Linked DNA regions of Homo sapiens: region 2 is linked to region 1. A link is an interaction called in ENCODE POLR2A ChIA-PET data of the cell type or tissue named here. Cell type or tissue: A673. All regions are shown on one strand. Links, peaks and the distances in the headings refer to the core of each region. The heading gives the core; the rest is flanking DNA.

Region 1 (7,668 bases), core at 2,710-5,209:
ATCAGCCGGGCGTGGTGGCGGGCGCCTGTAGTCCCAGCTACTCGGGAGGCTGAGGCATGAACCTGGGAGGTGGAGCTTGCAGTGAGCCGAGATGGAGCCATTGCACTCCAGCCTGGGCAACAGAGCGAGACTCCGTCTCGAAAAAAAAAAAAAAATCTGGCTCGGCATGGTGGCTCACGTCTGTAATCCCAGCACTTTGAGAGGCAGAGGCGGGCAGATCACCTGAGGTCAGGAGTTCGAGACCAGCCTGGCCAACATGGTGAAACCCCCTCTCTACTAAAAATGCAAAAATTAGCCAGGCAGCCGGGCATGGTGGTGGGCACCTGTAATCCCAGCTACTCAGGAGGCTGAGGAAGGAAAATCTCTTGAACCCAGGAGGCAGAAGTTGCAGTGAGCCGAGATCACGCCATTGCACGATTGCCCAGCCTGGGTGACAGAGCGAGACTCCGTCTCAAAAAACGAACAAAAAAATCCATGTGTAAGTGGACCTGGGCATTCAAACCCATATTTTTCAGGGGTCAACTCCTGAATGCTTTTTTTCCCCAAGCATTCCTCAGAAGTAGTAGCCACTGGTAAACCAAGCCATATGATTGCTTAATTTCCAAAGCATAGTTATATTTAATATTTAAGTAAATCTTTCAAGAAGTGTGGGTGGCTAAAAAAGAGATACCTCATTCGGGATGTGGGTGTGTTTTGATATGTTTGCAATGGGAGGGGTCGGGACAAAGTCAAAATTGGATGGGGACAGGATAGGTGTTAAAACCTCAGACGGGTGTGAGGGCCTCTGAGAGTGTCTGGAGCTGGAGGGGCCTGAGGTTAGCCCATAGCCTGGGCTGGAACTGTTGCAGCAGATGGGAGGCCTGGCTGTTGCTGGGAAGCTGCAGGGCCTCCATCCTCCCCTCCCAGAGCACCTTGCCATCCATCCCTCCACCTGCCCTTCTCCAGTTTCGCAGCAGGCAGCCGGAGTCAAGTTCAGCTTTTGTTCAGCAGCCCCGAGGGAAGAAAGCAAACACCCATGACTGCAGGGGCCAGGCCCCCCCCTCCTGTCACTGGGACCTTGTGTTCCGTGTCTTCTAGCCACTGCTACCCCTCTCCTCCTCTCCTTAGGGCACTCTCCGGCCTTTCCTGGTCCCTAACACCGGCTTTTTCTTATTTATGTATTTACTTTTATTTTATTTTCTTTCTTTTATTTTTATTTATTTATTTATTTATTTTTGGGACAGAGTCTCGCTGTGTTGCCAGGCTGGAGTGCAATGGCATGATCTCGGCTCACTGCAAGCTCCGCCTCCCGGGTTCAAGAGATTATCCTCTCTCAGCCTCCCGTGTAGCTGGGATTACAGGTGCACGCCACCACACCTGGCTAATTTTTGTGTTTTTAGTAGAGACGGGGTTTCATCATGTTGGCCAGGTTGGTCTCGAACTCCTGACCTCAGATGATCCGCCTGCCTCAGCCTCCCAAAGTGCTGGGATTACAGACGTGAACCACCGTCCCCAGCCTATTTATTTATTTATTTTGAGACAGAGTCTTGCTCTGTTGCCCAGGCTGGAGTGCAGTGGTGTGATCTTGGCTCACTGCAACCTCCGCCTCCCGGGTTCAAGGGATTCTCCTGCCTCAGCCTCCCGAGTAGCTGAGATTACAGGTGCCTATCACCACGTCTAGCTAATTTTTTTTTTTTGGTATTTTTAATAGAGATGGGTTTTGCCATGTTGGCCAGGCTGGTCTCAAACTACTGACCTCCAATGAGCCATCCGCCTCAGCCTCCCAAAGTGCTGGGATTACAGGCGAGAGCCACTGTGCCCAACCAACACCGTTTCTTTCTTTGGGGTCCCAACAGTTGGCATTGCTTACTCTGATCCCCCTTGGGCTGTCCGTGGGCCTCAGTGTTTCCATCCATAAAATGGGAGTTACCTGGAGCTGTTCACTTGGGGCTTCACTGACCTCCTGCCTTTACTTTAGGTTTCAGGAAAATCTCCCAAGTGGGAAGATTGGGGTTTCTAGAGAGTCACAGACTCCATACATCAATGCTTCCTGGAAAGTCCTCTTTCTCTTTCTGTCTTTTTTCTTTTTATATTTTTATTTTTTACTTAAGTATGCATTTTTTTTTTTTCAGAGGTGAGGTCTTACCACGTTGCCCAGGCTGGTCTTGAACTCCTGGCCTCAAGCGATCCTCCCGCCTTAGCCTCCCAAAGTGCTGGGATTACAGGCGTGAGCCACCGCGCCCGGCCAGGCCTCGTATTTTCATTTTTCACCGAGCCCTGCAAAACCTATAGCTGGTCCTGCATGGAATACAGCAGTGACTAAGATAGACAAAAATCACTGCCCCTGAGGAGGTGACATTCTAAGGGAGAGATCAAGAGGAAACAAGCTGGGCGCAGTGGCTCACGCCTGTAATCCCAGCACTTTAGGAGATCAAGATGGGAGGATCACTTAAGCCCAGGAGTTTGAGACCAGCCTGGGCAACATAGCAAGACCCCATCTCTTCAAAAAAAATTCAAAAATTAGTTGGGTATGGTGGTGTGTGCCTGTGGTCTCCAGTTACTCAGGAGGCTGAGATGGGAGGACCACTTGAGCCCAGGAGGTCGAGGCTACAGTGAATGATGATTGTACCACTGCACTCCAGCCTGGGTGACAGAGCAAGACCCTGTCCCAAAATAAATAAATAAATAAAAATAAAAAATGAGAGTAAACAGAATATTTTTAAAAAGGTATGTAGTATCTTAGGTGGTGATAAGAGGCCTGGCGCAGTGACTCACGCCTGTAATCCCAGCACTTTGGGAGGCCGAGGTGAGTGGATCACTTGAAGTCAGGAATTCGAGACCAGCCTGGCCAACACAGCAAAACCCCGTATCTACTAAAAAATACAAAAATTAGCCAGGCGTGGTGGTGGGCACCTGTAATCCCAGCTACTCAGGAGTCTGAGGCAGGAGAATCGCTTGAATCCGGGAGGCAGGGGTTGCAGTGAGCCGAGATCCCTCCACTGCACTCCAGTCTGGGCAATAGAGCGACTCCATCAAAAAAAAAAAAAAAAAAGACAACAATGAAGGAAAAATATAGCTAAAGAAAGGGCTGTCAGAGAAGGGCTCTTGGAAGAGGCATCTCCAAGAGTGGACAGCAGTAAAGAAAGCAGCCATGTGCACGGTGGGGCAGGTGCTCCAGGCAGAAGGAGCTGCACTGGCCAAGGCTTGGAGGTGGGACCCAGCTGTTTGAAGGACAAGAAGGAGGCTACTATGGCAGCATGGATTACACCGAGGGAAATGTAAATGGAGATGATGGCAGGCGCGGTGGCTCATGCCTGTAATCCCAGCACTTTGGGAGGCTGAGGCGAGCAGATCACCTGAGATCAGGAGTTCAAGACCAGCCTGTCAACATGGTGATACCCCGTCTCTACTAAAAATACAAAAATTAGCCAGGCATGGTGGCGGGTGCGTGTAATCCCAGATACTCGGGAGACTGAGGCATGAGAATCACTTGAAGCCGGGAGGTGGAGTTTGCAGTGAGCAGAGATCATGCCACTGTACTCCAGCCTGGGCGACAGAGCGAGACTCCGTCGGGAGGGAGGGAGGAAGGAAGGAAGGAAGGAAGGAAGGAAGGAAGGAAGGAAGGAAGGAAAAACTCCATGAGGTCAGGGGTCAGGCACTGGCAGAGTGGGGCTGCTCAGAGAAGGGTTAGCAAATTTTTTCTTAAAAGGCCAGAGGATTAATATTTTTGGTTTGTGGTGCAGACCAGCCTCAGCTCTGCCATTGCAGCCTGAGAATAGCCTTTGACTGTCTACACTTTTTTCTTCATATCCTGCATGTGGCATCCAACGATCTACAAATGAATGGGCAGGGCTTGGCCCCGAAAAAACTTTATTTATGGACACTGAAATGTGAATTGTTTTGTTTTGTTTTGTTCCGAGATGGAGTCTGGCTCTGTCACCCAGGCTGGAGTGCTCTCAGGTTACTGCAACCTCAGCCTCCCACTTTCAAGCGATTCTCCTGCCTCAGACTCCCGAGCAGCTGGGATTACAGGCGTGCACCACCGTGCCCAGCTAATTTTTGTATTGTTAGTAGAGACGGGGTTTCACCATGTTGGCCAGGCTGGTCTTGAACTCCTGACTTCAGGCGATCAGCCCACCTTGGCCTCCCAAAGTGCTGAGATTGTAGGCGTGAACCACCGCACCTAGCCAGAAATGTGAATTTCATATCATTTTTCACGTGTCAGGAAGGATGATTCTTATTTTGCTTTTCTCTCCCCCCTCCAACGACTCACACGTGTAAATACCATTCTCTACGGAAACAGGCAGTGGGCAGGATCTGGGCTGCTGTGAGCAGTTTGCATTTTAAGCTGAGTGAGGTCTCTGGAGGCTTTTGTGCAGGAGAGATGAGATCTGATGCAGGTTTAGGAAGCTGCCTCTGGCTGCTGGGGGAGAAGGGACAAGGGGACAAGGTCAGAGGCTGAAGAAGAAAGATGCATCCCAGAGGCAGAACCTGCAGTGATGGGGCTAGACTATGGTGGTGGCCGTGGAAGGGGTGAGAAGGGGCAGAACAGGACACAGTGTGCAGCCAGTGGGCTTGGCCGGTGGACCGAGTGTGGGGCAAGAGAGAGGTGTCACGGTGATGCCAGGGCTTGGATGAAGCCTGGAGGGCTGACAGTATCCATGGTACACACCTCAGTGGGCTCCGAGGGGCATTTGCTCTGATTGATTGATTGATTTTTTTCAGATGGAGTCTCGCTGTGTCTCCCAGGCTGGAGTGCAGTGGTGCGATCTCGGCGTGAGCCACCGCGCCCAGGTTTTTGTTTGTTTGTTTGTTTGTTTGTTTTTAGAGAGGGAGTCTCACTCTGTCACCCAGGTTGGAGTGCAGTGGCACGACTTCTGCTCACTGCAAGCTCCGCCTCCCGGGTGCACGCCATTCTCCTGCCTCAGTCTCCCGAGTAGCTGGGACTACAGGCGCCCACCACCACGCCCGGCTAATTTTTTGTATTTTTAGTAGAGACGGGGTTTTGCCACGTTGGTCAGGCTGGTCTCGAACTCCCCATCTCAGGTGATCTGCCTGCCTCAGCCTCCCAAAGTGCTGGGATGACAGGCGTGAGCCACCATGCCTGGCCATTTGCTCTGATCTTGTATGGCATCCAGGAGGACAAGTGTAGGAGACAGTTGGAAACTGAAGCCCTGAGCTGGGAGATCCGTTTCGGTCTCTTCTCTGGAGAAGCTCAGAGGACCTCCCCACCCCCAAGGGTGGAAGGAGAGAAGAGTTCCAAGGACACCCTCCTTCCCAAATGCCTGTCACTTTCCATTTTCCTGCCTTGGTTCCCACTCCTCCCTCCTCTTGTCCAAACATGTCTAAGAGGGCCGGGCGCAGTGGCTCACGCCTGTAATCCCAACACTTTGAGAGGCCAAGGCAGGTGGATCACGAGGTCAGAGTTCAAGACCAGCCTGGCCAACATGACAAAACCCCGTCTCTACTAAAATACAAAAATTCGCTAGGCGTGGTGGCGTGTGCCTGTAATCCCAGCTACTCGGGAAGCTGAAGCAGGAGAATTGCTTGAACCCGGGAGGCAGAGCTTGCAGTGAGCCGAGATCGCACCACTGCACTCCAGCCTGGGTGGAAGAGCAAGACTCCGTCTCAAAAGAAAAAAAGTAAAAGTCTAAGAATAATCACGGACCACACCGACGTGTAAATGCTCAATGCTCACCCAGCCCTAAGCCAGTGGTCAATGTGTCAATGGAGGGACACTTGCCAGTGTTGGGATATCTGTGGTTGTCACAACTTGGAGTGCTCCTGGTGTGGAGTGGGTGGAGGCCAGGGATGCTGCTCGGCACCCTGCAGTGCCCAGGACAGCCCCATTCTAGAGAAAGATCCAGCCTCAAATGCCCACAGTGCTTCCTTGGTGCCTGTCCTATTATCTATCTCATTTAACCGTTGAGAAATTGAGAGGGAGAATTTCAGAGAGGGAAAGCGATTAGCTCAAGGTCACACAGCAAGGATGATATAACCAAACGGAATTCAAGCCCCTGTCACCTGTCTGCTGCGTCGTTGCTCTTAAATTCTGGCTCTGGAAGACCTCGGTTTTGTTGTTGTTGTTGTTGTTTTAGTTTGTTTGTTTTTGTTGTTGTTTATTTGTTTTGCAGTGGAGTCTCGCTCTGTCACCCAGGCTGGAGTGCAGTGACGCGATCTCGGCTTACTGCAACCTCTGCCTCCAGGGTTCAAGCGATTCTCCTGCCTCACTTCCTGAGTAGCTGAGATTACAGGCGCCCGCTACCACACCTGGCTAATTTTTGCATTTTTAGTAGAGACGAAGTTTCACTATGTTGGCCAAGCTGTTCTCGAACTCCTGACCTCAGGTGATCTGCCCGCCTCGGCCTCCCAAAGTTTTGGGATTACAGGCGTGAGCCACCGCGCCTGGCCTCCAGGGCTCCTTCTAAAATGCCAATTACCTGCAAGGGTCTTGGCTGTGCCCCAGAGTCTCCAGGCCTGCGAATGCTGCGTGGCATCCAGTGGGCGCTCAATAAATGCTTACTGCTTGAAGGAGCATCTCCCCCAAGTGTTCATCTGATGCATGTTTGTGGAGCACCTGCCATGGGCCAGGCACTGGGGACGCTACAGTGACAGAAAGGAACCCAAGGCCCCTCCTCTACCGGAGGAGCCGTGGGTCCCAGGAGTGGCGGAAATTGACCGGAAATGGCTAGAGAATGTCAGAGCTGCGCCGGGACCAGCTAGCTCTTTCTGTGAGGAACGAGTCACAGTTTTATGGTGCGCTTACTGTATGCTAGGCACTGGTCGACTGAGTGCTGCCAGGTAGTACCTTGGCATCCTCCCGGTAACCCTCCGCAGTAGGAACTATTTATTATGAAACCCATTTTACGGAGGAGGAAGGAGAAGTCCAAAATAGGTAAGTCTGTTGGCCCTGTCATATAGGTAGGAAAGGCTGGGGCAGGGGCGGGGTGCTGGATTCAAATTCAGGTGTGTAGGATTGCAGCTCCCCAGTGGCGAATGAATGAATGAATGAACGAATGACTGATTGAATGAATGAATGGATGAGGCAATGAGTGAATGAATGAACGAATGGGCGTGCCAATGAATGAGCAAATGAGTGTGGGAATGAATGAATGAATGAATGGTGCGGGAATGAACAAATGAATGAATGGGTGGTGAACAAATGAATGGGTGAGTGAACTAATGAATGGATGAATGGGTGAGCCAACAAATGGATGAACAAATGAGTGAGTTAATGAATGCAGGAATGAGTGAATGCAGGAAGGAATGGTGTGGGAATGAATAAGTGAATGGGTCATATAAGAATGAATGAATGAACAAATGGGTGAGACCAATGAATGAATGAAAGAGTGAGCAAATAAATGGGTGAACGAATGAACGAGTAAATGAACGAATGAATGAATGAATGAATGGGTGAGCCCGTGAATGGGTGAACAAATGAATGAGTGAATGAATGAAAGGGTGAGCGAATAAACAAATGGGTGAAGGAATGAACGAGTGAATGAACGAATGAACAAGCGAATGAATGAATAAGTGAATGAACGAATGGGTGAGTGAATTAATGCATGAAAGGGTGAGCGAATAAACAAATGAGTGAAGGAATGAACGAGTGGGTGAACGAATGAACGAGTGAGTGAATGAATGAACGAGTGAATGAACGAATGGGTGAGTGAACGAATGAATGAATGG
Region 2 (2,500 bases), core at 1-2,500, 93 kb after region 1:
CTTCCTCCCTCCCTCCCTCCCCGAGTCTTGCTGTGTCGCCCAGGCTGGAGTGCAGTGACGCGACCTCGGCTCACTGCAACCTCCATCTCACAGGTTCAAGCGATTCTCATGCCTCAGCCTCCAGAGTAGGTGGGACTACAGGCGTGCACCACCATGCCTAGCTAATTTTTGTATTTTCAGTAGAGACAGAGTTTCAGTATGTTGGCCAGGCTGGTCTGGAACTCCTGACCTCATGATCCATCCACCTCGGCCTCCCAAAGTGCTGGGATTACAGGTGTGAGCCACCCCGCCCGGCCCTTCCTCCTTCTCTTCTCTTCTCTTTCTTTTCTTTTCCTTTCTTTTTTTTTTTTTTTTTTTTTGACAGAGCCTCGCTCTTGTCGCCCAGGCTGGAGTGCAATGACACAATCTCAGCTCACTGCAACCTCCGCCTCCCTGGTTCAAGCAATTCTCTTGCCTCAGCCTCCCAAGTAGCTGGGAATACAGGCTCCTGGCACCACACCAGGCTAATTTTTGTATTTTTAGTAGAGACAGAGTTTCACCATGTTAGCCAGGCTGGTCTCAAACTCCTGACCTCAGGTGATGTGCTTGCCTTGGCCTCCCAAAGTGTTGGGATGACAGCCATGAGCCACCGCACCTGGCCCGCTCTTTCTTTTTCTTTCTTTCTTTCTTTCTTTCTTTCTTTTCTTTCTTTCTTTCTTTCTTTCTTTCTCTCTTTCTTTCTTTCTTTCTTTTTTTCTTTCCTTCCTTCCTTCCTTCCTTCCTTCCTACCTTCCTTCCTTCCTTCCTTTCTTTCTCTCTTTCTTTCTTTCTTTTGAGACAGGGTCTCACTCTGTTGCCCAGGCTGAAGTGCAGTGGCACAATCAGCTCACTGTACCCCTGCACTCCTGGGATCAAGCGATCCTCCAGCCTCAGCCTCTCCATGGGACCACAGGCACGCCATATGTGCTTATTCTCTTTTCAGATTTCTTTCATTGTGAACAACAGCAAAGGCTCTGGTGCTTCTCTGTCTTTGATATCTTGCTTGCTACTGCAAACCCCTTTGTGAGCACATTAAAGCAAAACATTAGGCCAGGCACGGTGGCTCACGCCTGTTATCCCAGCACTTTGGGAGGCCGGGGTGGGCAGATCATGAGGTCAAGAGATCAAGACCATCCTGGCCAACATGGTGAAACTCCATCATTAGCCGGACATGGTGGTGCGTGCCTGTAATCCCAGCTACTCGGGAGGCTGAGGCAGGAGAATCTCTTGAACCTGCGAGGTGGAGGTTGCAGTGAGCTGAGATCACGCCACTGTACTCCAGCCTGGCGACAGAGTGAGACTCCATCTCAAAATAAAACAAAAAAACATTAAGAAAGGGGCTGGGTAAGGTGGCTCATGGATGTAATCCCAGCACTTTGGGAGGCTGAAGCAGCGGATAACCTGAGGTCAAGAGTTTGAGACCAGCCAGGCCAACATGGTGAAACCCCATCTCTACTAAAAATAGAAAAAAATTAGCCAGGCAGCCGGGCGCAGTGGCTCATGCCTGTAATCCCAGCACTTTGGGAGGCCGAGGTGGGCGGATCACAAGGTTAGAGATTGAGACCAGCCTGACTAACATGGTGAAACCCAGTCTTTACGAAAAATGCAAAAAATTAGCTGGGCGTGGTGGCGGGTGCCTGTAGTCCCAGCTACTTGGGAGGCTGAGGCAGGAGAATGGCGTGAACCGGGGAGGCGGAGCTTACAGTGAGCCGAGATCGTGCCACTGCACTCCAGCCTGGGTGACAGAGCGAGACTCTGTCTCAAAAAAAAAGAAAGAAAAAGAAAAAAACAGAAAGGGACAGGTGGGTGAGGTACAAGATGAAGCACCACTTTTGTGAAAGTGGTTGAAGTTGACAAGGACATGAGGGAGGCTGTGAAGATCAATGTCAAGTGTACGATAACCAGGGCTCCTCTTGAAAAATCCAAGGGTATTGGCCGGGCATGGTGGCTCAAGCCTGTAATCCCAGTACTTTGGGAGGCCAAGGAGGGCAGATAACCTGAGGTTAGGAGTTCGAGACCAGCCTGGCCAACATGGTGAAACCCCATCTCTACTAAAAATGCAAAAATTAGCCATGTGTGGTGCTATGCGCCTGTAGTTCCAGCTACTCTGGAGGCTGAGGCAGGAGAATCGCTTGAACCCAGGAGGCGGAGGTTGTGGTGAGCCAAGATTGCACCACTGCACTCCAACCTGGCAACAGAGCAAGACTCTGTCTCAAAAAAAAAGAAAAAAGAAAACTCCAAGGGAATTGTCCTTCTTCATTTGCCCAGATGCCACAAGCCCATGCACCAGCTGTGACCCAACAGATCCCAGAGTGTGTTTTTTTGTTTGTTTGTTTGTTTGTTCGTTTGTTTTGAGACAGAGTCTCACTCTGTTGCCCAGGCTGGAGTGCAGTGGTGCAATCTCAGCTCACAACTTCCACCTCCCTGGTTCAAGCAATTTCCCTACCTCAGCCTCCTGAGTAGCTGGGATTACAGGCACCCG

Evidence for each region. ChIA-PET counts read pairs that join two places held together with the same protein. Peaks named below come from ENCODE experiments on the same cell type or tissue, not always from the same donor. Only the 100,000 strongest peaks of a DNase experiment are listed, where the experiment ranks them.
Region 2: POLR2A ChIA-PET joins it to region 1 with 12 read pairs; 1 of 35 experiments calls an interaction of 5 or more read pairs at or near these places.

Annotation. Positions count from the first base shown.
Region 1 is chr19:4,190,285-4,197,952 of GRCh38, forward strand. All of the region lies in intron 2 of ANKRD24 (ankyrin repeat domain 24), which reads left to right. Among named protein-coding and RNA genes, the nearest start is that of ANKRD24, 11 kb to the left of the region's middle. In A673, for the core only: no CTCF peak of the experiment used is centred there; a DNase peak (open chromatin) is centred at 3,707; H3K27ac peaks cover 1,007 bases.
Region 2 is chr19:4,285,552-4,288,051 of GRCh38, forward strand. The region is part of intron 4 of SHD (Src homology 2 domain containing transforming protein D); the gene reads left to right. Among named protein-coding and RNA genes, the nearest start is that of SHD, 7.5 kb to the left of the region's middle. In A673, for the core only: no CTCF peak of the experiment used is centred there; no DNase peak of the experiment used is centred there.